Regions from separate parts of the Mus musculus genome. Here region 1 is linked to region 2. A link is a loop called in an ENCODE intact Hi-C map of the cell type or tissue named here. Cell type or tissue: left cerebral cortex. All regions are shown on one strand. Each heading gives the region's core, and the rest is flanking DNA. Links, peaks and the distances in the headings are about the cores only.

Evidence for each region. Hi-C counts contacts between places; a loop is a spot of excess contacts. Peaks named below come from ENCODE experiments on the same cell type or tissue, not always from the same donor. Only the 100,000 strongest peaks of a DNase experiment are listed, where the experiment ranks them.
Region 1: a loop joins it to region 2, with 2.7 times the contacts of the local background. A loop is called at or near these places in 2 of 42 quality-filtered maps.

The regions. Positions count from the first base shown.
Region 1 is chr7:78,016,659-78,031,904 of GRCm38, reverse strand. No RefSeq gene overlaps it. Among named protein-coding and RNA genes, the nearest start is that of Gm39038, 550 kb to the left of the region's middle. In left cerebral cortex, for the core only: no CTCF peak of the experiment used is centred there; DNase peaks (open chromatin) are centred at 8,025 and 8,648.
Region 2 is chr7:78,285,639-78,300,884 of GRCm38, reverse strand. The region is part of intron 12 of Ntrk3 (neurotrophic tyrosine kinase, receptor, type 3); the gene reads left to right. Among named protein-coding and RNA genes, the nearest start is that of Gm39038, 280 kb to the left of the region's middle. In left cerebral cortex, for the core only: a CTCF peak has its summit at 6,376; a DNase peak (open chromatin) is centred at 6,375.

The sequences.
Region 1 (15,246 bases), core at 7,468-9,967, 270 kb after region 2:
AAATGTACCAAAATTATCATTAGTATACTTAGGGACCTGTCTTCCAAAATATCCTTGTTTCATTTCTGTATGTTTTAATTTTTCATTTTGTTGATTTTTTTATTATTGTAAAGTCATTGAAAGTTTCTTTTCAAGCAACACTGTCCTCTCTCCACTTTGTAAATCATCTTTCCCAGACTTGAGTGCATTTTGAGTTCTAGTAATCTTAAAATATCTTCATTGATTGCTCAGATATAAGAATTGTATAATAGATGAAGATAGTGTCTCCTTGTGCTAAATCAAGTATCTCTGAAAACAGTCATTTTTACTATGATTATATGCCTGATGTCTGTTCTCTCTCTCTCTCTCTCTCTCTCTCTCTCTCTCTCTCTCTCTCTCTCTCTCTCTCTCTCTCTCTCTCTCTCTCTGTATGTGTCTGTGTGTTTGGAAATACAGGCAGATACTACCTGTTGTTCACATCTGTATGATATCATCAATCTTGGCTAATCCCACTGGCAAGTTCCAAACATCTGCAGGCTGTAGTTCGTGAGCAGAACTCCAGATCCTCACACTGTTTTCCTTCCCTCTGGTTCTCATCGCTGAGCTTGGCAGTGGTGCAGGCACAGCTTTGGTGATTCCTCTTGTAAACTGAGCCTTGTGGTACATACCTGTTACTGAAGTAAGCACTAGAAATTGGATCATGGGTCTCAGTGGAAAGTTATTGGACAGATTCCAGACTGTGTTATGAAACAAATCTCTGTTTCCAGGGTGGGTCAGCTCAGTCATTGAATGATGTGTGTGTTACATGGGTGCATATAAGCACCACAAAAATAAAACAGCCTTAATTTCTGGGAAAGCTAGTGTTCCAAATTTGAGAATGAGTTATTGAGGGGTAGGTGGTGTTTCATTGGTGGGTTATGTATTGGAGAAAGTCTAATTGTTTTCCCAACTGAGGCCATTTATTTACCCTTAGGGACCTAGCTCTGTATTTTGAACTGAGGAATAGGAGTTCAAGGTTTGTCATGGCAGCTGTTGGTGAAGACCCTGAATCCTGTTTCCCCAATGACAGTGTTCCTACTTCTCTTCCCTAACTGAATCCTTGATGGGGTGCCTGTCTTTCTTGGGCTTTGAGATCCCATTCAGTCTCCCTGGATCCTGATATCTGAGGGTCTGCTGTTTGTGCATTGCTCTCACTTACCCAGGAATGCTTGGCCACCTCCTTGGCCTCTTTATCTATACGCTATCCATTATCATTGATCATTTCTGCCTAGTTGGTTAAGTCTTACAGACGATGCTCTCTAAACAAGCAAACAGACTATTGAATGCTCAGAGTCCCTAACTATCCCATTGTATTTCTTTTTTTAATATTTTTTATTACATATTTTCTCAATTACATTTCCAATGCTATCCCAAAAGTCCCCCATACCTTCCCCCCAACTTCCCTACCTACCCATTCCCATTTTTTTTTGGCCCTGGCATTCCCCTGTACTGGGGCATATACAGTTTGTGTGTCCAATGGGCCTCTCTTTCCAGTGATGGCCGACTAGGCCATCTTTTGATATATATGCAGCTAGAGTCAAGAGCTCCGGGGTACTGGTTAGTTCATAATGTTGTTCCACCTATAGGGTTGCAGATTCCTTTAGCTCCTTGGCTACTTTCTCTAGCTCCTCCATTGGGAGCCCTGTGATTCATCCAATAGCTGACTGTGAGCATCCACTTCTGTGTTTGCTAGGCCCCGGCATAGTCTCACAAGAGACAGCTACATCTGGGTCCTTTCGATAAAATCTTGTTAGTGTATGCAATGGTGTCAGCGTTTGGAAGCTGATTATGGGGTGGATCCCTGGATATGGCAGTCTCTACATGGTCCATCCTTTCATCTCAGCTCCAAACTTTGTCTCTGTAACTCCTTCCATGGGTGTTTTGTTCCCAATTCTAAGGAGGGGCATAGTGTCCACACTTCAGTCTTCATTCTTCTTGAGTTTCATGTACGCGCCCGATCTTGTCTGATCCTATTGTATTTCATGTCAGACTATATCACAAGGCAGAGGTCTGCATGGGTTTAACTTAGAAATACAAAAATTCAAATAGCTTCTATTGTCATCACCTAGAGCGGATTTTTACCCCATAGGAGGTATTCAGCCATAGTTTTTTGCTACGTCAGTTTCATAAATGACAATAAAATCCTGCTACTGGCTTCTCAGGAATTAAGGCCAGGCTTTCTAATAACAATAATATAAAGAAATAGATAGACCCAATAACAAAAATTATCTGGTCCAAGAATAACATTCTCTGCATTCTCTGCATTCTCTGCATTCTCTGCATTCTCTCTCTCTCTCTCTCTCTCTCTCTCTCTCTCTCTCTCTCTCTCTCTGTGTGTGTGTGTGTGTGTGTGTGTGTGTGATTTCTTTCTCAGATTCGAGTCAACTTACTTTCTTCTGTCCCTTTTACTGAGCATTTGTCAGTGTAAATGCACAGGGACAAACAGACATCTGCTGTGCAAATGCCAAGTAGAACTTCTCCCTCCATGGAATTTCCCATATATGCATGAACAGCACAAACATTTTGTGGGAAGTAATGTGTACTTAGAGTAGGAATAGTCTCCAGAAATACAAAAATAACGTCATTATCCCTCCTGACAAAGAGACTAGTCCAGGAGCCGGGCAAGTAGCTACAAAATGATAGTGTGATCCTACCAGGGCTGAACAGACAAGAGACAGGAAGAGCATCATTGTTCAGAACTTTTTCCTCTCCACTAGCGGAAATTCTGAGCAAAGCTTTAGAGAATGTTTAGGTAAGAGTGGTACCTTTCAGCTGGAGCAATCATGGGAAAGCATGGACTAAGGCAATGTCTTTGTTAGTGTTCTCCAGGAAATCAGAACTAATTACATATAGAAAGATACCTAAAGGAGATGGTGCACAGAACTGTGGGAACCGAGAAGCCCCTCAATACTCTATCTGCAAGCTGGAGAACTAGGAAAACCTGTATAACTTATTGCATATACCAAGACTGCACACACATGCGTGAGTGCGTGCGTGCGTGCGTGCATGTGTATGTGTGTGTGTTTACGAGTAGTGTCAGAATCACCAGGAAACTTAATAAAATGCAAATAATAGATTTAGCCACAGATCTACTTACTCAGACACCATAGGCTTCCTGGTGGAGCCAGCAATATTGTTTAAGTAAGCCAGTCAGAAGTACTGGTGTAGGTCTTGGGTCCTGAAGACTAGAACAGCCCCATTTCTTTAGGAAAATCTATGTAGTTCCTTGGCATTTTTCTTGTACTTGGGCTATCACAGGATCAGTTGATGCCCACTCACACTGGTGAGAATGGGTCTTCTCTACTCTGCTTCCTCATTTAAACAGTAAGCTTTTCAGGCACACTCAGGAAGAACCTTCTGCCAGTCACCTATATATTTCCAAGCAGAGTTAAATGATCTTCTCAAGCAGTCACTTAAGTGAGCTGCCTGCCCCATGCATTCTTTGATACTTAGAATTGGACTTTGGGTTTGACAAGGTGAGAATTACTATAGATGTAAACCCAAGGCAGAGTTTAAAACAACAGCACACATTAGTGCTGGGGGTGAAACTGGTTCTGGTCGTCAGGTACAGCTGATTCATTCATGATTATGTTCCATTTATTCACAACTACACTCACATATTCAGGAAGTATTTTTATGTATCTAGACACCGTGTAAGTTTGAATTTCTATTCCACTGCAAATTTTAGTTAAACCATCTAAGCTTCATATACCATAGTTTGGTTATGAAATAGAAAAAAAAATAGTTCCCCTTCTGGGGTCTCTTGTAAAAATTAAATAAGCTAATATTCATGATGCAGTGAAGGTGTGCAGTAACAAATGAATTGCGGGTAGCATACCTATCCTCATCCCCACTGTGGCTGTCATCAACAGCATCATCTTTATTGAGTTGTTCTCATCTCTCCTGAAGATATGGTTTCTTTCTTGGGCTTCTACACTGCCAACCATGCAATGATAACATACATACATACATACATACATACATACATACATATAGGCACAGATTGTGTGTATGTATATATGTAACTTATATACATACACACATACAAACATTTATACAGGCATACACACACACATACATACACAGGCACAATATAAGTATATGTATTACATAGTTAGAATATCATATATTATGTAAAATATAATATATAGAATATTTTATATAATATAGAATATAAAACATATAAACATAGGATGTTATACACATGTAATATTTCTGTGCCATATATACAGGGACACAATATTCTGTGTTTCATTTGCCTGTTCTTAGCAAGCAGGACCTGAACAGATCAGACTGATTGCTCACTTTTTGGTTTATCTGATCCGTCTTTCCTTCCCTGTGAGCTGCTAAGACGTGGGAGGAATCTGTTTCACTGTAGGCTCATTGGCACCTCTTCAGTTCCTGCTCCCTTTAAGGGAAGTCACTTGATGCACACACAAGCCTGCATACAGGATACCAGAGCAGTGAAACTTCGCTAAATGTCATCTTCACTGTGCTGCACAGAGTGGGCAGTGACAATAATACACCAGCCTTGACATAAATTCTCTCTAGGCAGGAGCTGTGACAGGTTAGGCTGTGGGTAATGCTAGTAGACTGCAGAGATCACTGCTCAAACTGGCTCCTGTATGGCTATAAATGAATTCCAGATTTGTTCTCAGAGTGGCTAGTCTGATCCCTTCCTGTGCACAGGGGGATAATGAGGGCTCCAGACGCATCATCATACTCACAGATGGTGGGCTACCATGTGTTTGGCAATTCTTACTTAAGAAAGGCTGAGTGGTGTTTTCCTCCTGTGTTTCAGTTTTGACAAATCTGAGAACTTGCTAGAATGTTCTTAAAGGTAGAAAGGTCACTTTTCTAACACCTCTATGAATGCTCACCCTTTGAATGCATACATTCTTCTTGAGCTCATGAGAGTGCTCTCTTTCTCTCTTTCCCTCATCCCCCGCACACACTGTCAAACAAATATTTGAACAAAATGTCTTAATGATGTTGTACCAGATCATATTATAATCTCCTGATGAGGAGATGGCAGGAGGAAATCTATGCACAGGAATATCAGGGACTCTGTGATCTCTTTTGAGAGTCTCTAGAGAAAGACATTAGGAAACTAAAAGCTGCTAACTTATCTCTTGGGATACTCATGCTTCTTGAAGTGCTGGCCATCTATCTAGAGCTGTTTCCCAGACTGTAGCACCCACTGGGATAATCTTGAAAGCTATCTTTAGTCAATACTGCTGGCTCCACCCAGGGAGGGCTAGAATATCTGAGTAATCAGGTCTGGAACTGACCATAGTATTTGCATTTTTACAAGTTCCCAGGTGATTCTGATGCTGCTAGTTCATGCACCATTGATCTAGAAAATATATGCAGCACTATAGTAGGTCAGTAAAGGGAACTATGAATGTTGATCACCTCTTTAGTGGGAAAACCCTGCTAACATAAGGATCAGGAAAATCTCAACTGTCACACAGGAACAACAGAGGCACCAATGCTTCATCCACTATTTTAATCAGATCAGCCTTTGTGTTGATCTCTTTTGACATATGGACATTCTCCAAGAACAGGCATGACATTCTAGGTTGTAATTCATTCTCTCTATGATGTGCCACTATGAATATGACACATGATTCAGAATAGGTTGTAACCTATTATTCTGAATATAAGATTTCTTTTTCTCCCAGATAATGTGGATGTGATGGGTCAGCCCAGAAGATATTTGTGCTTGGCAAGAAAAATTAAGATGTCGGAAAGCAGACACTAAGCTATCAAAAGATATATTTGTACACATTGCTTCCTTCCCTTATGCCTTATTGATCTTAGGCTACTGAAATGCCACCAGCTTTGAGCCAGCAAGACACATATGGTTGAAACTGTAAGGCTATTTTTGGCTCAGGCACACTGGATTAACAGTAGAGACCCTGGTGGAAAGGTTTATGAGGAGAACCATGCCTGCCAGATTCAAGGATTTTCATGCAGTTCAGAAAAACGAACCATGGAGAGACTGAGCTGAGCAAGGAAGCAAACTCCTAAGACCCACCCTTAATGGTGCTCATCAATTTTACCCAACCCTAAAATTATAATCTCAGGTCTGGAGAACAAATCATAAGATGAATATTTTTATTGGATATTTTATTCATTTACATTTCAAATATTATCCGTTTTCCCAGTTTCCCCTTCACAAACTCCCTATCCATAACCCCTCCCCCTGCTTCTATGAGGGTGTTCCCCCTTCCATTCTCACCTCACTGCCCTACACTGGGCATTGCACCTTCACAGGACCAACTGCCTCCCCTCCCATGATGTCCCACAAGGCCATCCTCTGCTACATATGCAGCTGGCACCATGAATCCCTCCATGTGTACTCTTTGGCTGGTGGTTTAGTCCCTGGGAGATCTGTTTGGCTGATTTTGTTGTTCTTCCTATGAGGTTGTGAACCCCCTAAGCTCTTTCAGTCCTTCCCCTAACTCCTCCATTGGGGTTCCCAGAGCTCAGTCCAGTGGTTGGCTGCAAGCATCCACATCTGTATTGGTCAGGCTCTGGCAGAGCCAATGGAAGTATAGGAAACTTTTACTGACCTAAAAACATATATTCACCAACTCTGTGAAAGCCTCAATGCAGACAAAGCCAAGGCCTTCCATATAGGAAGGAAACATCTTCAGGACAAAGGCCATTACCTTTAATGCCAAAAGAATATCAGTACCTGGACAAAAGATGGCAATAAAATAAAACTTGATAGACTCAACTAAATGTGAAGCATCTGAGGGTAAGCAGTGACAAACAGGAGTAATTAAATAGGTTTGTAATTTCTGGGAGGACTTTTAACAAAACAGCTACCCAGTAAATTAGATATGAATATTCTCACTTTGCTGATAAGTTCTGATGAGCGTACACTTCAAATTTCAAGAGCAAGAAAGTGATGGAAGTGAGCATCAAACGCAGGTCTTTGGGATTCCAAAGCCCATGCTTATTGCATCATTGCAGGGTACCATTGCTGCCCTTGATCACACAAAGAAGGCCACTGTTTATATCCAAACAACCAGTTACAGTAAAGGACCAAATAGGAGAGAACAGACTTCCTGAGGAAAATATAATGGGTGGAACAAACTCAGATCAGGACATCAGAGAAAGTTTTCATCCAGAGAGCTCAAATTTTAGGAAGATTTTTATGAAGGAGATTGTATTTGAGACGAGTTGGGGGTTGGTTGAGTCTGTTTTTTATTGATAGCACCAGCAAGGAGTAGAGAGCTAAGAATGCAGGTAATGAGAACCTGAAGAACAAGTGCATCCAGGTGGGACACACTGGCTCCACCAGGGATTGGGTGATGGATCATGAGAGGAGAATTTACAAAGTTTAACAGGCAGGGGATAATTTTGAAGATTATGTCAGAGCTGTTGATGGACACAGAGAGAGACAGAGACAGACATGTGTACACACACAGAGACAGAGAGAGAGAGAGAGAGAGAGAGAGAGAGAGAGAGAGAGAGAGAGAGAGAGAGAGAGAGAGAGAAACTGTTTTCCAGGTAAAATGGAGATAGTATCTATGGTGCTGCAATAAACTGGCATTCTGAGCTTGGTTAATAGAACAGTCATGTGGCCAAGGCCAGTGTTAGCAAGCTCAGTGCCTCTGTGATATTCAGAGACCCTGTAGCTTTGCACTAATTCGAATAAACAGTGAGGGAAGTGGATGAGTTCTGATCTGAGAATGAGGCCCACTGAGAGGCTGCATAAATAATTTTGGGTTTTAATTAGGATGAGATCCCTCTTGAATTCTTGAGCAACATCAGACATAAAGAGGAGATAAAGCCAGGGCTGCCAAATGCTAGGAAGAAATATGCAAAGGAGCAAAGGAATTGAGGATCTGAGTGGGCTCAGGGTTGGCAGTTACCTCATTTTTGGAGCTTTCTCCTGTTCAAGGAGCTCCTTACTGATAGAAAACTTATCACAAGGCTTGGGTTGTGGTCAGGATAGCTTGTTTCTAGACATACTGCAGATCATTGCATCCAAGGACAGTGACTCAGCCACAAAGAAGATAAGATCACAGTAGGCACCCTAAGGCTGACAGTAGAGCTCTAGACAGCTGAGCTGGCCTGGCATGGCCTTAATTAACTCACTGCTGGGTTTATCTAGTTTCTGTGATTACCTTACTTGCATAATTCAGTTTCTATGATGATCCAGATGAGAAACATGTCTTTCCCAACATCTTGGTTGACTAAGTCTTATGGAGTGCATGACATACCTTATGGTTGTGACAAAGTGAATGACAAATGGCAAAATACTTTTAAATGCGATAGATATTAATCACATATCTAATACACACCAAGAATTGCTTTGGAGCACTTTCATGTACAGATTCATTTTAATCTCAAAGGAACCCTGGGAATTTGTTTCTAGATGTGCAAACTCTGTGTGGAATTTTGAGAGGATTTTCTCAAGGTCATGGAATTGACAATAAAGTCTCCCACTTCCAAACCCCCGTTGTTTCATGTAGAAGCATTCCAGAAATGGAGAGGAAAGCAGCAGGCATCCTTATTAACCGGGGCCACAGCTCCCCACAACACCAGGAGGCCTCCTCATGGAGGAACACTGTGTATCTTGCCAGTCTCTTCTAAACTTGTGCCTTAGAACAGATGTCAGGAAATTTTTCCATAAAGTGGTAGGTGGGAAGTACTTTAGACTTTACGGACCATCTGTCTTTGTGACAGCTGCTCAGTTCTACTACTGTAATGACAAAGAGGTATAATGGAGAAGTAGATGAGCATGTCTGTGTTCTAATAAAACTTTATTTGTAAAAGCAGACTATGGGCTACATTTTATTCATGAACTGGATTTGGCCTGGGGGCAATTCTGCTTCACAGCAAAGGATGGCTTGGGTTTAATTTCTCACAGGAAGTACCAAGGAACATAATTTTCCTAAAATCTGGATCTTGAAAGATGATCTGTCTGAGTGGGTAAACTGAGGTACAGTATATAAAGTGATAGTAGAAATCTGAGGATTATTTGCTGAACATTTATTAGGCTTTAAATACGTAAAGAGTATTTAAGATGCTTTAAATTAGATGCTTACATTTAATGATTTTGAAAATTCACATTTAAATAATTTGAATACATGGATTTTAAGAATGTTTGACCCCCCCCATTTTGTGTATATAAGTTTCCCAACTCTAATTAGTTGGAGCTAAGTAAAGGCTGTCCCCATTATGTAGGCTCGGCATTGTAGGTATTCACATGATTTTTCCCTTATATTCACTTTATATGTTATTTGAGTTTGCAATCTATGTTTTAAGGATATTTTATTTTTGTGTGTGGTGCATACATACATGTGTGCATGGCTTTATGATATATATATATACCAGCCAGTTCCTCAGCCATTCCCCATCCTTTTTTGTTTGTTTTGAGAGTGACATTCTCAGTGAACCTGGAGCTTATACAGTAAAATAGACTGGCCAACTAGCAGCTTTCAGCACTCTTCCTGTTTCTGGTACCCAGTTCTGCTTTTAAAGATGCACATTACCATTTCTGGCTTTTTCCACAGATCCTGGAACTCAGGTCCTCATGTTGGTATGACAAGCACTTTAGTGATGGAGCCATCTCCATTGCTCTTAGAATACTTGTTTCTTAAATAAATTTTGTTTTGTGTATTTTAAGTAGACAACATGATGTTATAAGATACATATAGATAGGAAAATGGTTACCATAGTGAATCAAATTAACATATCCACCATGAATATTTTAGAACACACAGTCAAACACACAGATAGAGAATAAAGTAGTATGTACCAGGGGTGGCAATGCTGTCAGAGGAGGAAACAGGGAGATGGAATGCAAAACACCCAAAGCAGCAAACAAGGATACTTTCTTTGTACACAGAATTAAAGGCCAATCCCAAGTGGCTCTCAGATATCCATATAATTTTCTCTTATTGCTTTGCTAAGGCTATGACTGACCTCTGTATGACAACATGATGAAATGGTAGTAATGCAGAAACATTGTCCTGATGGAAAGGTTCCTCTTAGAGCAGAGGGAGAAGAAAAAAAATCAGGGTGTGTATATGTCATACCTTAGAAGACTCAGTGACAATTCTTCACCGAATTAGAAGGAGCAATTTGCAAATTCATCTGGAATAACAAAAAACCTAGGATAGCAAAAACTCTTCTCAAGGATAAAAGAACCTCTGGTGGGATCACCATGCCTGACCTAAAGCTTTACTACAGAGCAATTGTGATAAAAACTGCATGGTACTGGTATAGAGACAGACAAGTAGACCAATGGAATAGAATTGAAGACCCAGAAATGAACCCACACACCTATGGTCACTTGATCTTCGACAAGGGAGCTAAAACCATCCAGTGGAAGAAAGACAGCATTTTCAACAATTGGTGCTGGCACAACTGGTTGTTATCGTGTAGAAGAATGCGAATCGATCCATACTTATCTCCTTGTACTAAGGTCAAATCTAAGTGGATCAAGGAACTTCACATAAAACCAGAGACACTGAAACTTATAGAGGAGAAAGTGGGGAAAAGCCTTGAAGATATGGGCACAGGGGAAAAATTCCTGAACAGAACAGCAATGGCTTGTGCTGTAAGATCGAGAATTGACAAATGGGACCTAATGAAACTCCAAAGTTTCTGCAAGGCAAAAGACACTGTCAATAAGACAAAAAGACCACCAACAGATTGGGAAAGGATCTTTACCTATCCTAAATCAGATAGGGGACTAATATCCAACATATATAAAGAACTCAAGAAGGTGGACTTCAGAAAATCAAACAACCCCATTAAAAAATGGGGCTCAGAACTGAACAAAGAATTCTCACCTGAGGAATACCGAATGGCAGAGAAGCACCTGAAAAAATGTTCAACATCCTTAATCATCAGGGAAATGCAAATCAAAACAACCCCGAGATTCCACCTCACACCAGTCAGAATGGCTAAGATCAAAAATTCAGGTGACAGCAGATGCTGGCGTGGATGTGGAGAAAGAGGAACACTCCTCCATTGTTGGTGTGATTGCAGGCTTGTACAACCACTCTGGAAATCAGTCTGGCGGTTCCTCAGAAAATTGGACATAGTACTACCGGAGGATCCAGCAATACCTCTCCTGGGCATTTATCCAGAAGATGCCCCAACTGGTAAGAAGGACACATGCTCCACTATGTTCATAGCAGCCTCATTTATAATAGCCAGAAGCTGGAAAGAACCAAGATGCCCCTCAACAGAGGAATGGATACAAAAAATGTGGTACATCTACACAATGGAGTACTACTCAGCTATTAAAAAGAATGAATTTATGAAATTCCTAGCCAAATGGATGGACCTGGAGGGCATCATCCTGAGTGAGGTAACACATTCACAAAGGAACTCGCACAATATGTACTCACTGATAAGTGGATATTAGCCCCAAACCTAGGATTCCCAAGATATAAGGTACAATTTGCTAAACACATGAAACTCAAGAAGAATGAAGACTGAAGTGTGGACACTATGCCCCTCCTTAGAATTGGGAACAAAACACCCATGGAAGGAGTTACAGAGACAAAGTTTGGAGCTGAGATGAAAGGATGGACCATGTAGAGACTGCCATATCCAGGGATCCACCCCATAATCAACATCCAAACGCTGACACCATTGCATACCCTAGCAAGATTTTATTGAAAGGACCCAGATGTAGCTATCTCTTGTGAGACTATGCTGGGGCCTAGCAAACACAGAAGTGGATGCTCACAGTCAGCTAATGGATGGATCACAGGGCTCCCAATGGAGGAGCTAGAGAAAGAACCCAAGGAGCTAAAGGGATCTGCAACCCTATAGGTGGAACAACATTATGAACTAACCAGTACCCTGGAGCTCTTGACTCTAGCTGCATATGTAACAAAAGATGGCCTAATCGGCCATCACTGGAAAGAGAGGCCCATTGGACATGTAAACTTTGTATGCCCCAGTACAGGGGAACGCCAGGGACAAAAAGGGGGAGTGGGTGGGTAGGGGAGTGGGGGTGGGTGGGTATGGGGGACTTTTGGTATAGCATTGGAAATGTAAATGAGCTAAATACCTAATAAAAAATGGAAAAAAAAAAGAAAGACTCAGTGAAAAATATTCCAGAAGATTGCTTAGAGTAATCAGGCTGAAAGGAAGCATCTAGCCAACGGAGTTCACACTGGGCTGGGCAGAGTAGGGCTTCTACTAGCTAAGATAGGCAGCGTGTACATAGACCAGGACCCCCAGGCTTCTCCATCCCTTCCCTTTCTCCATTTCTCCCTTACTTCAGTTTCCCTTCTTGATAAGTGTGGATATGATCAGTTGTACAGTAGCATATATAAAATATTTTAGTAATGTGCTGTCAGTGGTTGAGTAAATACTTTCTTGTCCATATCAGCGTTCTGCCATCTCCTCATCCTTCCCCTTTGCTTGCGCTTACTTCTCAGAAGAAGCTGTCTCTTCTCCTTACCTAGGCTCACCTGTCACTTGTCTGTTATCTGATTCTCTCCCAGGTATCCTTTTCTCCCTTTCGTCCCTTCTATCTTGCTCCCAAACCTGCTCTTAGTTTCCTGATCAGATAAGGAGGAGCATAAACTTCTCTTCATAAGGAAAAGTCCTGTTTCTGTTGGCTTACTCCTGCTTCCTTCATCCTCAGGTACCTCAAAGGCAAGGAGTCCAAGCTTGCCTGTCAACACTGCTCTCTTGTTCTTTACCTTATCCTGGATGCTGCCCACTGTTGTCCCAAATCTGTGCTTCTCAGATCTCTGCAAGCCACAGTCATAAGCATCTCATAGCTCTTCTGCAGGTGGCAAATTGTTAGATAATATTCTAAAGACATTAAAATAATAATGATTGGAAATTGATGCTAATTATACATGCATTATCTCACAGATTCCTCTTGATTTTCTTTTTAGAGTAAATGGTACAGACCTTATTTGTTGGCAGGGAAATGGGTACTGGGAAGGAATAAATGAGCCAGGGCTTTGGACAAGAACATAGCTAGGCTCCTTTCATTCCAAGCCTTACCAGTCCTGCTTGTTCATTATGTCAGTTATTCTATTATAGTTTCTTTCCTTTTCCCACAATGGCCACTTCTCTGTCTCTTTTGCTTGAATGTAGTCTTCCTCCCCAGAATTTGTCTTTAGATTGTCTTCTTTCGACAAGCTCCGTAGCTCTTGTTTCTATGGAGAACTTATAATATTTATTCTGCCATGCATGCCTTTGAACCAATTTTTCCCCCCCTTTGGCATCACATTCTTTATATGAAATAGAAGATCTTTGTGAAGTTGAGGTATAGTTAAACTGAACACCCAATCTTAAATTAGACGAAGTAGTTTGGAGTACATTTAACAAAAATCAACATGAAAACGTGGGAAAATAAATGAGATCATTAAGGTTGAAGCATGATGATCAGTGTGGAAGAATATAAATGCATGTCTATATTCTAGCAGCTAATAATATCACAATGGAATTAAGAGAGATTCATTTTGCAATAGGATTATAAAGGGCTAAGATACTTAAGGATAAACTTAAAAGAATAAGTGAAAAGCTTATGTGATGATTATAAAAAGCATTATTAAATACATTAAGGATATAAACAAATGGAGAGTCATCTAATGTTCATGGATAAGATGATTTAATAGTGCTATGTGTTCTAGTCTTAAAATTGATCTATATTTTAACATAATACTTTCAAAATAACAACTACAGGAATTCCTTTTTTCAGTATTAACAAGTGACTGCCTGGTATTCAAAATAACAATCTTAAAATGAACAACAACAACAACAACAACAACAACAAACATAACTAACATTGGAGAGTTTACCTTTCTTAATTGTGATAGCATAAAGTTAGCTATATAAATAAGTGGGATAGAATTTATAGCTTAGAAGTGTACTCACAAATTTATAGCAATAGCCTTTTAGTGGCTTAAAGAGCTGTGATTTCAACAAAAGATATCAGGACTACCCAACATCCTTATAAAACCTATGAACTTGGGCCTCAGAAGATACATAAAATTTAACTATAAGCAGACTAAAATTAACATAGCAGCTAAAACTATATTATAACATTTCTTAGAAAAAAATGTTAGTGATGGGATAATTCAGTGGTTTAGATACACTAGCAAAAGAACAAGTATCAGAAGGGAAGATAGATAAACTTGTCAAAATGGCTTTATTGAAAGTGAAAGGACAACTCATTACTAGAACAAGATAAGATATTATAAACCACCCTTAGGATAATGCAGTTTGAATTTGAAATATCCTTCATGTGCTTGTGTTAGAACACTTGGTTGTCTGCTGCTGCTGCTGTTTAGGAAGGCTATGGAACATTTTAGAGATGGAACCTGGCTAGAGGACATGGGACCTTCAGCCTTGATAGCCTGGCTCCAGTTTCTCTCCCTTCCCTGCTCTCCTCTTTCAAATGCAATGTGTCCAGGATCTTTCCTGCTCCTGTCTCCCTGATTCTAGTTCTGCTAATCAAGATGTGATTAGGAACCTACATCAAATATATGTATTTTTAAAAGCACACATGTTGGTTTAAAAAATGGACAGTTGATCTGAATAGACATCTCTCCAAAAAATGTTCAAATAAATAGGGAGCACATCAAAAGACACTTAACATCAGTAGCCACTAAAAAAGGCCTCCCCCACATATGTATTAGATGTGCAGCTTGGTCTTCATGTGGGTTCTGAACAACTGGAGCAGTGGCTTTCTCAAAAGCTGTTGCCTGTTCTTGGGACATGTTCTTCTAGCTGCCTTATCTGGCCTCAGGGAGAAGATGCACTTAGCTCTTCAAAGATTTTCCCGGGTGGGGGGGGAGGATATCCAAGGGGCCCCACCCTCTCATAGGAGAAGGGGATGGAGGAAGGGTTGTGGGAGGGGGTGACCAGGATGGGGGAAATGAGCAGGATGAGACCCCTGCTCATAGCAAGTGTTGTTGAGTCTGAAGGAATTGCAGATGGGTATGTACAGTGCAGCCCCTGTTCTCAGTATTTCTTCAAAAAGTGAACCCTATCAATGTTTATAGTAGCACTATTTACAATGGACCAAAGGAATAATAACCCTAGTGCCCATTTACTGACAAACAGGTAGATTTAATGCTGTATATCTATACAATAGAAAATTATTTGGCAATAAAAGTTAATGAAGTTCTGATACGTGCTACAGAGTAGATGATCAGAGGAGGCATTAGGTTAAATTAAAGGAAAGAGCATGCATAGTGAAGTTGCACTGAAATGAAT
Region 2 (15,246 bases), core at 5,090-7,589:
AGCTTGAGGATGATGTTTTTAATTGTTGTAAATCATGACCTCATTTCCAGCCTCCCAGGCTCCATCCATCGCAGCATCTTTTATTCTGGCATTTCTTCACTTTGTGCTATGACAATGGGGCATTGTGTTTCCACAGAGACTTATAGGAGTGTTCAGTGTATAGTTTCTTAATAAACACTTTATTTTCTAATGAAATGACTGCATCAGACCTCTTATTTGGAAGTTTTGCAAAGAATATTAAAATGTAGCAATTCCAGGCTGCCCAGAATTTGTTTTCCATATTGATATTACTTTTCAGCAGAAGTTTCTAGCACACTTCTGCTAGTGACAGGGTTTTAAAATATGTTCCATCGGTTGGATTCATGGAGACCCCTCCAGGTACCTCAGATTCCTACAATGGAGTGCTTCTTCATCTTATTAGGAACCTAGAGATGTTCAGTGTTTATCATTACAAAGTGTGACAGGCAGAAGCAATATCCAAACTCAATTCCTTTAGTTACTACTAGAGCTACTGATATCCTTGGTACTTGGGGAGTTTTCTGCTATTTGAGAAGCTACAACTTGTAAAAGTATTATTTTCAGAGCTGATGTACAAAGGGACCTGGGAATTGGGGTGAGGAGCCTTTCTCTTTGATGTATCAGCGAGCCCGTGGGGTTCTCCCTCTGGCAGAGTACCTTTTTATCTTTCCTTACTTAGAAAGAGATTATTCTCTGAAATTACAGACCAATCTCTTTATACATACATATATACAGAAATATGTACATGCACACTCACAGTCACCATGGTTTGGCTGTCTTGTCAGGGTCTACATGGGCTCCCAGAATGTGGAGGACACTCCCCGGATCCTACTGGAAGTCAAAAGCTGAGTTGAGGGGGTGTATGCCTTTAACCAAGCTTGGATCCTGGCCTCAACACAAGTGTAAAGGCTAAAAAAAATGCCTTCTGTACTTTGTGTTTGTTTCTTTTGGGGAGGAATGCAAGCAAGAGAACAAGTGTTGGGGAAAGGATAGTAGGTGGGTATGGACTCTTCTCTGGGCCTCACTGGGGCTTGTTGAAACTCCATCATGTAGGAAGTAAAGGAGAAACAGGCTAAGGTAGGTGGGAGGTGTGGCAGTGTTGCTAAAATGAGATTGGTATCTTTCTGTATAACATCACTCATTTTATTTTCTACACATGTCTGATTGAATACTTCCTGCCCTAACGCAAGTCTGTGTCCATAAGAGTGGCCTGGTATAGAGGCTGCACTAACTCCCACTTTTGTATATCCTTTGAGGTTCCAAGATTGGTTGGGGCAGAGATTTCTGGTATTCAGGATTATCCTTGGGACTAAGGAAAGGGTCATGAATTCAAGGGAGGACTTTGGTTGTTCATATGAGTTAAGTTCTGTATTATCCCATGCATGGCACAGACAGTTGGTGGGACTAACCCCTGAGAAGATGGGAGGGAACATGAGTTTGTTAGCATGGAGAACTCTTCTTAGGGAGAAGAACACAAGAGGAAAGCATAGAGTGGTTCAGAGGTTCAGTAGCAAGAACATAAAGGAGGCTTTGCATGGTGGCTTCTATCTTACTAGTGAGGTATGAGGCAAGGTCATGTGCCATGTGTGAGAAGATCTGGTAAGAGTTGAGAAGATACACAATGTCATTGGAAGACACTATCATGAATGCCAGAGATGTGCAGGAAGGTTTCTGGGCAGAAGAAGGACCTGGATGAGTTTGATAAAGAATGTCTCATCTCAAGGGGTGTCATTTCCATGGTTTCCTGATATGTGTTAATGTGCCATGAGATTCTCCCCATTAGACCTTGGGGGCAGACAGACTCCCAGAGACACCATCAGTCCAGAAAGAGTGCCAGATTGGAGGGCTAAGGAGCATTACCAGTCAGACCCGCAGTTTCCTCACCTTCTTGGTTCAGAGCTCATTGATAGATGTTCATGGTGACTTTCTTAGACTTAAACATGTGGTTTGATCTTAAGAGATTTTGTAGTAGAACATTATGCTTGGCTAACCCATGGGCCCAGCTTGCTTTTCAGGTCTTTATTCTGGAGTGTTATTTGAGAGGTGCCACATGTGTGTATTGGAGACTGTGAAACTCAACCATGTGCTTACTCTATTGGGCACCTTTGAGTGACACAGCATATAGAGGCTGTGCATGAGGCAGTGTTGTGTGGCCAGTTCATGGAACTAAGGGCTAAAGATCTCAAATTAGGTTCACAATAGAGCACTTGTGATCATTACCCTGTTTATTATAGGAAACACCTGCTCAGAACCAGAATTTTTTCTATCCATGGGAAAGTGAGGCTCAGGAAAAGTCACTAGCTACCCTGGGTTTCCACAGCAATGGTATCGTAGGGTATGCCTGTACTCAGGGTACTCTTGGTCATTCTTTTGGTCCCACAAAGCAGCCTCCTTTCTGCTCCTAGAGGCTTTACCCTGATAGCTTTCTACCCTCTACCTTAAGATTATGCATTATCCCCTGCTTCCTTATGGAACTGTCTTTGAGATCTCCTGGTGTGTTGAATCTCTGCCATACAATTCTTTCCAAGCAGAGATCAGACACTAAGTAGCTTCAAATTAGAAGCTAAGAAGCTGGCCTCTGAGCTTCCCAGGTTCTCCTCTCTCTCTCATGGGCATTCCATATTGCAGCCAAGTTCACAACACATGCATGCTCACCTCCCCCTCTCCGTAGGTGTGATAGCAGCAGCAGCAGCAGAATACTAGGCTGTGACACCTCCTCTAATTCTAATTTGGCCCAGTTCCTTTAGGCCGAAACCAGAATAGAGCAAAGATCAAGAGTCTGATATAATCTTAAGGTAGATGGTGGGGGCTTGGTTCCCCAGAGCAAGCCCAAGAATGGGCAGATCAATGCAGAATAAGTTCATTGTTGCGTAGCTTTCTGAGCTAAGACAGTCATGGATTGGGCAGAGTGGAGTCTTCCTTCTTCAGTGCTTGCTCACTCCTGCACTGAAGTCAGAATCGCACACAGGTTGCTTAACGTGACTCTGATGCAAAATGCAAAATACCAGTTTGCAGAAAGACAAAAAGAATAAATAGGATAGCGAAGAGTAGGTTTGGTTCCTCTGAGGCTCTTCTGGGAGACAAGGTGGAAACTCTTCTGTTTGACAGTGGAGAGAGAGAGAGAGGCTGACTAGAAACTGCTGGACCTGAGTTGCATCTGCAGCGTCCAGTGTTGGCCTTGGACCCCATTCCTCTCCTCGGCCTGTTCTACCTACCCACGTCACTCCATGCTCTTTAATGCTGGTTGATGTGGGTGAAGTTACTTAGCAGTCTTGGGTTTCCTTGGAAAGCTCTGGTTCTGCGTTCTGCCTCCAGAAATCCTGTGGTTACCGCCCCCTCGACTTCCCACTTCCCAAGAGAATCTCAGCCTAGATCTGACAATGTATTTTCAGAGCTAAATCAGATTCCTCCTTCAACCCTACTTGAACTCACAAGTGACTTGAAGGAGATGTGGTAGCCAGGGGGTGGTTCCAAAATTACATCAGGAATCAGAAGCCTGCTTGGGCAGGATTTGGGCCCTGTTTCTTTGCACACAATGATGGAAACCCCTGAAGAGTAACCTAGCCTCATTTTTTTGTTAAAGGACAACTTGGTCAGGAAAGATATTTCTACGTGGCTTGTAAAAGATCTGTGACCCCTCTGCCTTGTGAAGTCTTTCCATCAGGAGAATGGCTCCCCACAACATAAAATGTCTTTGAGTGTGTTTGCAGGGGCTCAGTCTTCCTTGCCCACTCTCATCTCCTTGCAGGTGGATTTAAAGGTTTGGAGTCTTGTTCAAAGTTTCTGCATGTTCCAGTCTGTAGGAAGATGTCTGGGAATCAGGAGGGAACTCTTAGGGTTAAGCCATAGATGGGGACAAACAGAAGTAAGATGTTAAGGGTGAGCTCTGTGGAGCATAGATCCTGGCAGGTCATAAAGGATGCTGATGACGCCTGTGTGGGGACCCTCCAGCCCAGGCCCAGTGGGCACTTGAGACCTTTTGGGTGAAGGTCAAAGTCAGGATTACAGACTCTCAGAAAGCAACCACAGCTGCAGGAAAAGCCGTTGATGACAGCTCTTGTGGGACTTCCAGTCCTGCATACTAGAAGACACAGGGATTTATTACACATGATCAGAAACACTCCTTGGCTTTACATAATCACAGTGTTAACTCGTGACCCTATGCAAATCACAGTCTTTCAACACCTTTTCGATGTAAATGAGTATAACCTTGATGGTTTGAAGTGGATAAAGATGGGGTGTATGGCACAGTCAGAAAGAGTGGACCCTGAATATTCTGATTCCAAACCACTGAATTCTTACTTCACCTTTCAACTGAAAAAAAGTCAAATGACACTTGTGGCTTTAGAGGAGGGGTGGTCAGGACCCCCATTCAGCCATGGACAGGGGTTAAGAAGCAAGGGGTGAGGCTGCCCACAGGTATGCATTCTAGACCTGTGCCCTCCCCCCAATCAAGAGCATCATAGCAACTCAGAACACACCACCAAGCCAGACTTTGGTAAGTAACACTGGGGAAAGCCTTGGTGCAAGACCTACAAGGCCAGCTTGCCTTTAAAGATTTCTTTCCTTCTGTTTCTGCCACCTTTATGTTTTCTGGAACCATGGCAGCTAAATGAGGCTTGGTTCTGCCTTTGGGAACTGCATTGGAGCAAGTAGCCTTTTCCCTTCAAAATATGCTTTCTTGCCTCTCTTGACGTTGAAGTTCATTTGCCAGTGAGAAGGACAAAGACCTAAGCTGACAATGGGTAAAGTCACTTCAATGCTGTCAGATGTGGCCTGGCAAATTTCCTATTACAAACTTCTGAAGAGCCACTAACTTCCTTACTCTGAGCACATGCTAGCTGTGCTGTGTCTGTGTCCTTGTGATATGATATGATATGATATGATATGATATTGTAAGGCTTGCAGTGGTATTTGGCAAAAACTGGTGAATCCTGGTCCCCTTCTCAAATTGATTTCTCAGGGAAAGAGAAGGTGATGACTGGAGGCAAGAGCCATCTGCATCCTTATGGGAAATATGACTTGGTCTCAGACACTCAGGTACTTAAAATACCCTTGAGTTTGATGGTACAAGGCTCTAGCCTCTGCAACAGGAGGTTTCTAAGCCCGCAGCTGTTCTTGCTGCTTTTCATGGAGGAGTAATCACAGTCCCACCTGATCAAAATAAGAGCACATCTGTGACCTGAGGTCAGTGTCCCATAGGCCAATCACTAGTCCTAGGGAGCTGGAAATCCTAGAACACAGACTAGATGCTAACTGGATCGATCACTGTGTGCACATCAGTATCATCACCTTCCTGCTGATAAGGTGGAAGAAATAAATCTGCAAGCAACTCTTTGGGAGTGTTATTTCTGAAAGATCAGTTTGGCTAAAAAGGTATAGCCAGAGCCTGTGGAACTCTCTGGATATCTCTATCAAGGTTCCATAGTTTTGCTCAAGTTCTTTACTTGAGAGGAAGCTGACTCTGAATTGACCAGTGGGCCCTGGAGTCTGGTTTTTCCCAGTCAGTGGGCACCATGGGAGGTGCCATCATTACAGATCATATTTTGGAATTTCATGGCTTAAAATTTTCAATCTGTATCTAAATGATAACAGAATGCTTCAATCTTTATGGTTGTCGATTTGGCATTTCTTGTGACCCTAACAGACATTTGTGGGTTAACACCCATGATGTCAAATAGCCAACTTGCTTAAGAAGAAGACCACAATGGCTACCATAATCATTTTATTGGGTCAGCCACTTCCCCAACTGTTTTTCCACATGGACAGTTCAGTTTTTTGGGCAAGGCTTCAGCTGCCGCAATATGGCTCTTCCTTAATTTGGAATTTCCCAACCTGCAGAAAAATCATTTTCCCATTTCAGTTACTAGATAAATGATGTGAAGATCATGTGTCTCTCATCACTGGCGCTAGCAGCACCCCCTTTAAGTCTATCAGATTCGAAAGATTCATCAGATAGCTTTAGAGAGCATCACACGGCTCATACATGTCTCATCCCCAGGTTCACACTGTACATTAGGATATTGAAGGCTCTGAAAACCCCTGCTGTAAATAAACCTCGTTATTCTGCAAGTTTTCCAACATAATTGAACATAGAGCATTCTTTACCTAACATCTATTAGTACATTCCACACACATATTTCAGGAAACACTGGTTATTGTGTAGTTAGAAGCTTTTGAAAGAGACCTAAGAAGGATGCTTCATCAGTGACCTGTTGATGTCAAAGATATCAAGAAAGGACCATACCTCACATCTCTACCCAACAGGAGGCTCAGTCCTCCATATGGTAAGTCCCTTCACAAAGGAGCTTGAGACTTCTCTAGCATGAGCCACTCCCACAGACTGATGTCACCTAGTGGTGGCACACAGAAATGAAGATGGGAATCCCAGTCTCGGCGTTGCCACTAAGCAAGTGATGTGGGGTAAGTAACTTAATTTTCCTCATCCTGTATTTGTTTCAGTATCTGACAAAAAAGCCTGACTGACACCCATGTAAATAACCTATTCTACAGGCACCCTGAATGCCATGTCCCAGTACGCCACTGCTGACTCCTGGCAGGGAACATCTCTTGGCTCTTGGGGACTCTCTGGTGAATGTACTGACCCCATGGCATGGGAAGAGTGTGAGAGAGAAACAGAAAGCTGTTTTTGTGCATAGGGATCAAATGGTTTCTCTGGGTGAGGAAGGAAGCCAGTGTTTGGGGTTTAACAGACCCTTCCTGTCACCTTTGGACAGGGCCAAGCGGGAGTTTTCAGCAAGATTTTCCAACTTTGATTTCAAGGAGGCAGCTCTGCCTAACAAATAGTCTGAAATGTCAAAGAATAAATGTTAAAGCTTGAGAGGTCGCTCTCCAGGGAGTTGCCTGGGCTGGTGAGGGAGGGAGAGGAGGGGAGGAGAGAGAGAAGGACACAGAAGAATCCTCTACATAAAGATTCCAACTTGGTTTTGTGATATTTAAGAGAAAAGGAAACTGAATTATTTATAACGTGGAAGATGGAAACAGGCTATAGAGGAGTGACGGGCACGGGGATGGGAGTTTACATTCCAGTATTTGGCTGGTAAAGCTTCTTTTTGTCCTTGATGTGCTATTGGCCATTTTCTGGGTTGTCTACTGTCACGACACTGTAGAAAACCAACATCATCTGATACAGGGGTTGGACGAGGCAGTTTCTGGAAACAACTACTGTGAAAAGCATGGATGCCATTCCCTTCAAGGGTCTGAAGTATGTGGTTGGATAGCCCTTCGCTGTCTCTCAGCTTCCAGTCTGTTCTTCTCAAGGCAGAGATTCAGGGGAGCCCATGTGTGCGTGGCAATCCTCTTGGTCTTGGCCTGGACACCAATACATCCAGGAAGGTCGATTTCACCTTTCAATTGCTTCATCTGAAAGATGATGGAGACAATTCTCCTATGCTTCTTCTGTGACTATCAAGGATGCCATGTGATATTTGCACTTTGTAGCATAGATATAAGCTCTCTATTATATGAGGTGAGAAAAGAGGTGAAGAAAATTTAAAAGAAGAAACCAAAAGCAACAAAAGGATTGACAGTCAAACTGGACTGGATGGGGTATCTGGTTTGTTTTGGTCAGTGATGCAAAGAAAGCCTCTTGGTGATAATTACACATTATGATTCTATAACACAGGTAATGGAACCCATCAAGTTTTAAAGTAAGAATGGCTTCAGGAGCTCACTCTTCCCTTTTCACAGCGGGCATGAATGTGTCCTTTGTCACTTTCCTAATAACACTTTCTGTGTGCTCCTGACATGCAGAGAGAGAAAAACAGAGCTAAAGTTTGAACACTTTGTGGTTAGTGAAGTGGAGCTACTCCAAGTGTAAATCAGATCATGAGTGAGCCTCCAAACACAAACAAGGATCACTGTGTTTGGGGTGCTTGTGTTTTGTTGAAAATAGCAAATGCTTGCACTTTTCCCCCTTAGACTTGTTTTGATCCACCTTGATGAGCCTAGAGAACATTTTTTCAGCTAAAATATCACAATGACACTCCAATTAGAAACTCTGAGATGCACTTATTTCTACAGTAGCTTACTGGAGTCTCTATAAAGATCTTCCAAATAATTTTCATCCAGTCCCCACTTTCTACCACATAGTAGTTTAAATCAGCACCCGTTGACTTAGGAGCTCTTATACTCTTAAAAATTATTGAAGTCATATCTGAAATTAGAACAAAAAATGTCTGTACCCATGAGCATGCACAAAGCTCTCAGAGTGATGTCACCACCAAGTAATGAGGGAATGTACTAGAAAAATTTCACATGTTACATAGCAAACTGAGGAGGGTCTGTCAGCTTTATAAAATCCCATTGATAAGAGCAGAGTCAGTGAAAGGTTGGAGATGTAGAGAGAGAAGCTATTGTGTATTATAGTTTCCATTACAAATTACATTTGGATTTGTTTAAGGAATATGCCAACCAGCAGTGTTTAAACCAGCCCTTATACAAGTAAGAGGATTCATTAGAGAGGATGGAATATACCGTAGGTTAAGTCTATGTGGTACCCAACACACCACCCCACAGATACATGTCTCATCATAGTTTGCTGTGGGTAACAGTATCCATACCTCCTATGATACATCATTTGTATAATAGAGGTGAGAACTACCTTAATATAGTTATGATAGACTCTTTGTTACTAATATTTCACAGTCTCACTATGGGAATAGGGTCTCTAAGAATGACTTCTGGGGGCTCAGTGGTAGTCATTACCTGGCATGTACAAGAGACTGGGTTCTGTCCCCAATATCAGAGTTTAAAAACCAACATTTGGGGGGGCCCTAAGTAGATACTGGGTCACTAATTCATCCTTCAACCACATGGCAACATCTTCTCTGAGGTGTATACTCTGTTGCTAAGTCAAGAAGTTTCATTTTTTTTTTCAAGAGCCTGATAGTCTACTGCAGTGACTTTCAACTGATGGCCAGTTTTATCCCTTGGGGAAATGTGCATAGAGACCTGTTTGGTTGTTATAACTTAGGATGGGTGGTATGCTCCAGCTTCCACTGCACAAAGAATAATGCCAGCCCACAACATTAACAGTGCCAAGATTGGCAAGTTTCAGTTTTATGAGAATGTAGAGCAGTATTCCTTAGTATTTTGTTGTTGTTGTTGTTTGTTTGTTTTTTTTCGAGACAGGGTTTCTCTGTATAGCCCCGGCTGTCTTGGAACTCACTTTGTAGACCAGGTTGGCCTCTAACTCAGAAATCCGCCTGCCTCTGCCTCCCCAGTGCTGGGATTAAAGGCGTGCGCCAACACACCCAGCAGTATTCCTTAGTCTTGAGCAAGAGAGACTTGTATCGTTCTTGGAACCCTCTCTACCTGCCAGTGTTCAAGAGCCATGGGAAATGATCATCTACAATCTACCCCCTTCATTGATAATGCTTTAGCTGCCTCACCTTCCTCACCAAAGCTCTTGATGTGCTTCCAGGATCCTATCAGACTCTCCACTAAGGTATTCTAAGAGTGCTATAATTTAGATGGTCATGCTAGGCTTGGCTGAAGGACCACTTTGGGTAGTGGGATGTGAGGTTATTGTAAGGGAACTTACACATGTTGACTGAATGTGTACATGTATCCATATGAGGCCTGTTTTGATGCAGGCTGAAGATGGGGTCTTTGAGAAGAGGAACAAGCGAGGGGTAAAACTTTTAGCATCATATGTCTCAGAACACCAAGAAGCCAGCATCCTTTGGGCATCACTTTAAATTACACTGAAGATATGTTTAACAAGGTTATAAATTGCTCAACAGCATGATAGCCTGATTTATACCTTCCTAATCTTTGGGCATCAGAGATATTTGCTTCTAACTAATAAGGTATAGATCCTGTGTGAATAAATGAATAATTAGGAAACAATATGATGAAACTGTGTGAGATCTAAGCACAGAGGAAAGAACATCTACCTCTCAAATGGCATTTAAAAAATAGTTTTAATTACATGTATTTATTTATTTGTGCATGCTTCTCTCCCTCTCCCTCATCTCTCTCTCTCTCTCTCTCTCTCTCTCTCTCTCTCTCTCTCTCTCTCTCTCTCTCCCTCTCCCTCTCCCTCTCCCTCTCCCTCTCTCTCTCTCTCTCTCTCTCTCTCTCTCTCTCTCTCTCTCTCTCTCTGTGTGTGTTTGTAGGTTAGACAATTTGTGTGTGGGTCCTGGAAAGAAACCTCATATCATCAGATTTGGTAGAAAGTGCCTTTACTCTCTAAGACATTTCACTGGCCTCTAATGCTATTCTTAAAAATGTGGAATCATGCCATCTATTTGCAGCTGTATATGTGGAAATGGTAGTTCACAGGATCCCACAATTAAATGATCAGTTAAGATTTAAATGTTCCATCCTTTAAAGAGCTGCTGGTCTTCTCAAGCTTTGGAAGACCTGTCCCTATGCAGCTAAGCACCGAGCTTCTTTGCCTACTCCAGACTGTCTGAGCTGGACTTTGTGCCATCTCTGTGTTCTGCCAATGCTCATAGAGTCATGCCCTTGTCAGGTTGCTATGGAGACTGATCTCAAGGTCTTCACAATTGATTGGTATTTTGGGGAACTCTGTGATTATCAGTATGCTGTAACCAACACCATAGGGGTTGGGTGAGTCCATCCACCGTTGCTTCCATGTGTGGACTGTTGTGAGAAAATCTGTCTGTAATAGAGAGGTAAAGACACTGGAAAAATTGAATGGGAAAGATTTTTTTCTACTCTTAATAACAGTGTGCTTTTTTTTTTCTGATTGCAAAAGTAATTTATATTCACAGTGGAAAATTCAGTGAAATGCAGAAAAGCATACAAACACATAAATTATCTACCATCTCATCACCCAGAGACAACTCTGCTAACATTTTAGCTTTCTGCCTTCTAATCTTTTTTGTGTACTTATTTAATTATTTAACAGGATAAAGTCATTCTATGTGAATGTGCACACACATTTGTTTTTATTTTTCTCTTTTATAAGATTGCTTTCATGTGCTGTGTCATTTATCTCTTGCAATATTAAAAAATTGTGTATAGGTAATATATTTACCAGATGGTTCAAAAATATACCTTACAAAGACTTGTGTATGAAAGCATCATTTTTTTTTTAATAGCAAGAAGTAGAAAAACCCAATGTCTGTGACCTAGTAAGTTGGTCAAGTGTTCAAGTTGGTCAACAAAATATGATATATGCCTATTGTGGAATACCATTAACAACTAAAAATGGGGAAATATTGATGCATGCTGCAATGAATGAACCTCAAGAAAGGCCAGGTAAAAGAAGGAAGATCTGTATCAACTGTTAGGCATACTCAAAGCTAGAAAGGCAGATGTTAGTTTATTGGTCAGGTCACCAAAGCCTGGGTGAGGACAGAGATGAAGTGCGAATGGCCCAACATACTTCACTAGGATGATAAAAGCCTCTACAACTGGATTACATTGATGGTTATTCCATTTAGGAGATTTACTAAAAATCATTGAATTTTACATTAAAATGGGTCAAGTTTATGGTATGTATACAATGCCTCAATAAAGTTACTATAATATACATTTAAAATAAAGTGTATATGTGAACTTTATAAAGTTTATGTATATGATATGTAATATAAAGCTTATTTAAAGTATATATAAACTTGTTTAAGATACTGCATTTGTCTCTACTCTTTTGCAGTATTTGTATGTATAAACTATGGACACTGTCCCTCCTACATGTGTCCCTCACCTGCAGGTTCTTTAACCAGTACCATCAATCCCAGTTAATATTCTTCTGTGTCCCTCTGAATTAAACACAAGTAACTTAAATATGAAGAAATATAAATACATGTTCTTAATTTTTCTCATATTTAGCACAAAGGAGGCTATATCACACACACACACACACACACACACACACACACACACACACACACACTATTGTGTACTTTTATAATACACCCTCCTATTATTTCTTGAAACTTTTGCACTTTCTTATTTTATTTTAATTTTTAGAAAAGTTCTTACTCTGTAGCCCAGGCTGCTCTTGAACTCATGATCTTTCTATCTCTTCCTCAGAGTCCTAGGTCCTAGGATTACACATGTGTGCCACAACTCTCTACTTACTCCCTCATGTTGTAACATGTATTTAATCCATCATTTTAAGGGGTAAGACTTTATTTAACTCCGGTGTAGCCTTAGCTCTTGTAAACAAATACAATAGTTTTATCCTAAATAAATATGGTTAAATCTAAGTATGCTAGTCACTTGAGGAGCCAAATGACACCCCAAAATTCATTTGTATATCTATTTTATATACCTAGCTCATATATTGACTATGAGTATAGTAATAGTAATGAACTCCCTAAGAGCAATATATGAGAATGAGATCTCTACAGTTTCAGTAAATAGGAATTTCCTCTCCCCATTTCCTTTCCCATTCCTTTCTTCCTTCTTTCTTGGGTCTTTCTATGTAGACCAAGTCTGTGCCAACATGCCTACCTCAGTACGTGCCTGGATAATGCCTTTATTTATTGCATTAGCCCCCTATGTTTGGAAACCTGGGTTATTTTGTTTAAATGTTCAATTCTCTGGGTAACAGGTGTTTGAGTGCTTTTGTCAGCTAAGCAGGGTAGGAGGCTGGGTGGCATGGTGGTAGCTCCTCCAGAGGTGACAAATTCATTGCATGGCCGCATTCACCTATTATAGTCAGCTCTGCTTGCTTATAGTCCCCCAGGTAGGCAGGTATCTAGTGAACCCACTTAATTTTGTTCGTGGTGTCAGTACTTAGAAGTGGACTGGCATGTGCTGGATAAGGCACAGGATCTCACTAAGTTGCCTGGGCTAATCTTGAAATTGGGCTATTTCTGTTTCCCAAGCATCTGGGCTCACAAGCCTGCATCAGGAGAAATGGCTTTTTCTCTTCATGACCACATATTAAGACTGAGAGTTCTGAGTTACACCATCCAGAAATGTTCATGGGATCCTGACTGGAGTCTCTAATCTCATGTGCTGTATAGATGGCTAAGTATGATGCTTTGACTTTCTCAAAGTCAGAACGATGTCAGGAGTCAGTCCTCTTGAATCCTGACCTGGCCTGGCCTGACCTTTAAGTAGTCAGCCTTCTGGTGGCACGTTGGATGGAGTATGACAGTAGAGATTGAAACAGGCTGTAGAATATGCAGACAGATCTGGAATACACTGTTTCCAGCCAACCCATTGATCTGAGCTGGAGGTAGAGGAGCGTCCAAGCTGGAAAGAAGTTAACTGGCTGGAGAGCATTCAGAATCATGACAGGAATCTTCTTTAGGTCAAGAGAGCAATCATGAGATTATCTAAAAGCTTTTGAGGCTAGCTGATAGCCATGCTTTCTCTCTAGCAGCACTGTGGTGGCAACAGCAATGCTATTGGGCTATGTTTCTAATGTGCTATCTCTTTATCCTAACAAGGTTCTATGTCTCTCTGGGAGTGGGTATGGAGAAAGTGAAAGGTGACCAGTAGAAACATAGACTTCTTTCTTCTGATTCTTGCACCTTTGTCAACTGGAGATGCAGTTCTGGGAAGAGGAAAATCTCCTCAACACCAAAGCAGGTGATACAGAAGAAGCCTAACCAGGTTTTGACACAGGCAAGCATAAGGAAGTGACATTAAGGATCAAGATCTGGTAGCAACAGGACAAAATAAGAAAGGCTGAGTGGAGGAGTGTTGAAGTCAAAATCAACAAGTGCAATTGGGCTTGTGTCTCCCCTACAGCCCTAGCAAGCTGTTCATTGGTCATCATTAAATGTGGAAGCCAAAATGGGCACATGAATTCCAAGATCCCTGGGTGCTGACCTTTCCTATCTGCCAGGTGGTGAGGGACAGTAGAAACCAGCTCTGGAAAGCCACTTGGCATGCATAACCTGCCATATGAGATGCTATAACTTCCTCTTCGATGTCACAGCTAGCTAGGAAGCAAATTTAAAAGAGCTTTCAGAACACATTCTTCTCCCCTCCTTATCAAAGAAGCCATTCTAGGGGGTGAAGCAAGCTATAGTTGTGGATGGCCAGTCTGCAAAATAAAGTCATGTGCACATCACTGTCCATTCATTGACTAGTCCTTCTGGCGATGACCTGGGTTCATGAAGCAAGAGCTTTCAGGATATAGGATACACACTGATCAGCTACTACAGCCACAGCAGACCCATCTTGCTTCCTGCCAACTTCACTGTGCCTTCTCCATCCCTACTTCCTGCCAGAGCTGGTGGGACAGTCTCCAATCTGCTTATGCTACAGTACCCATCACAGTGGGTGCTCAACAGGTAGTTGTTAAATTTTAGGTTATCAATAGACATTATTTAAATACTCCTTTCCTTTTAATGTTATTTTGGGAAGGCATATCTCCTGACTCCTTAAAGTTTGACCTACATTATTCATAAACTATGTATCAGGGGTACACATAATTTTTAATCATGCATTCTATGATTTACTGAGTAACAATTGCTAAGTATAGGCTATGGATTGGGTTCAAACTGTTTCATACGGAGATGGTCCTTACAACAAAGTCACACATTATGTTGTAGGAGGTACCCGTGGGGTGTAGGTTTCTTGGAATTTCATAATCTTGGCAATAACCTTATCTCTCAAGATAAATAAGCATCTCTAGTCATGCACAAGTTGCTAATGGTGGGATAGGCCAAGCTAGCTTTGAAAGTACCTGGAAGTAACTTGTGTTGAGTGAAGTCTAGAAAAATTAATCCAGGCTGAGTATTAGTAATTTCTAAGTGTGTGATGCACACCTGTAATCTCAGCACTCATGAGGCAGAGGTAGCTTGTCACAATTTTGAGGCTACCTGAACTATAGAGTTAATTCCAGGCTATGCAGGGTAATGAGACCCCATCCAATCCCAAAAAGAAGATTTGTGTTTAGTGACATGTGGACAACTGTATCAATGGAATGAAGCCATGAGAATATGGGTTGAGGGCTGAGGAATGAATGGAGACTGAAGAAAATCAGGTAGAACATGGCTCTATGGATTATCCATCCATTAATCTAGAGGCAAACAGGATCATGGAGTGATTTCTGACTGGGCCAATGGGACTCAATGCTTTCATCCCACAGGTGAGAGGCTAGTATGAAAGAAGAAACTACAGTTTTGAAGACATGTGAACAGTAGATGGGGCAGCAAACTGGAAACCATGGAGACAGGTTTAGAAACATTTTAACCTTGGGTGTTGGAAGCACTAAGAAAAGCCAGGACTGGAGCTGACATCCGTAATGGGAGGGAAAGACAATTA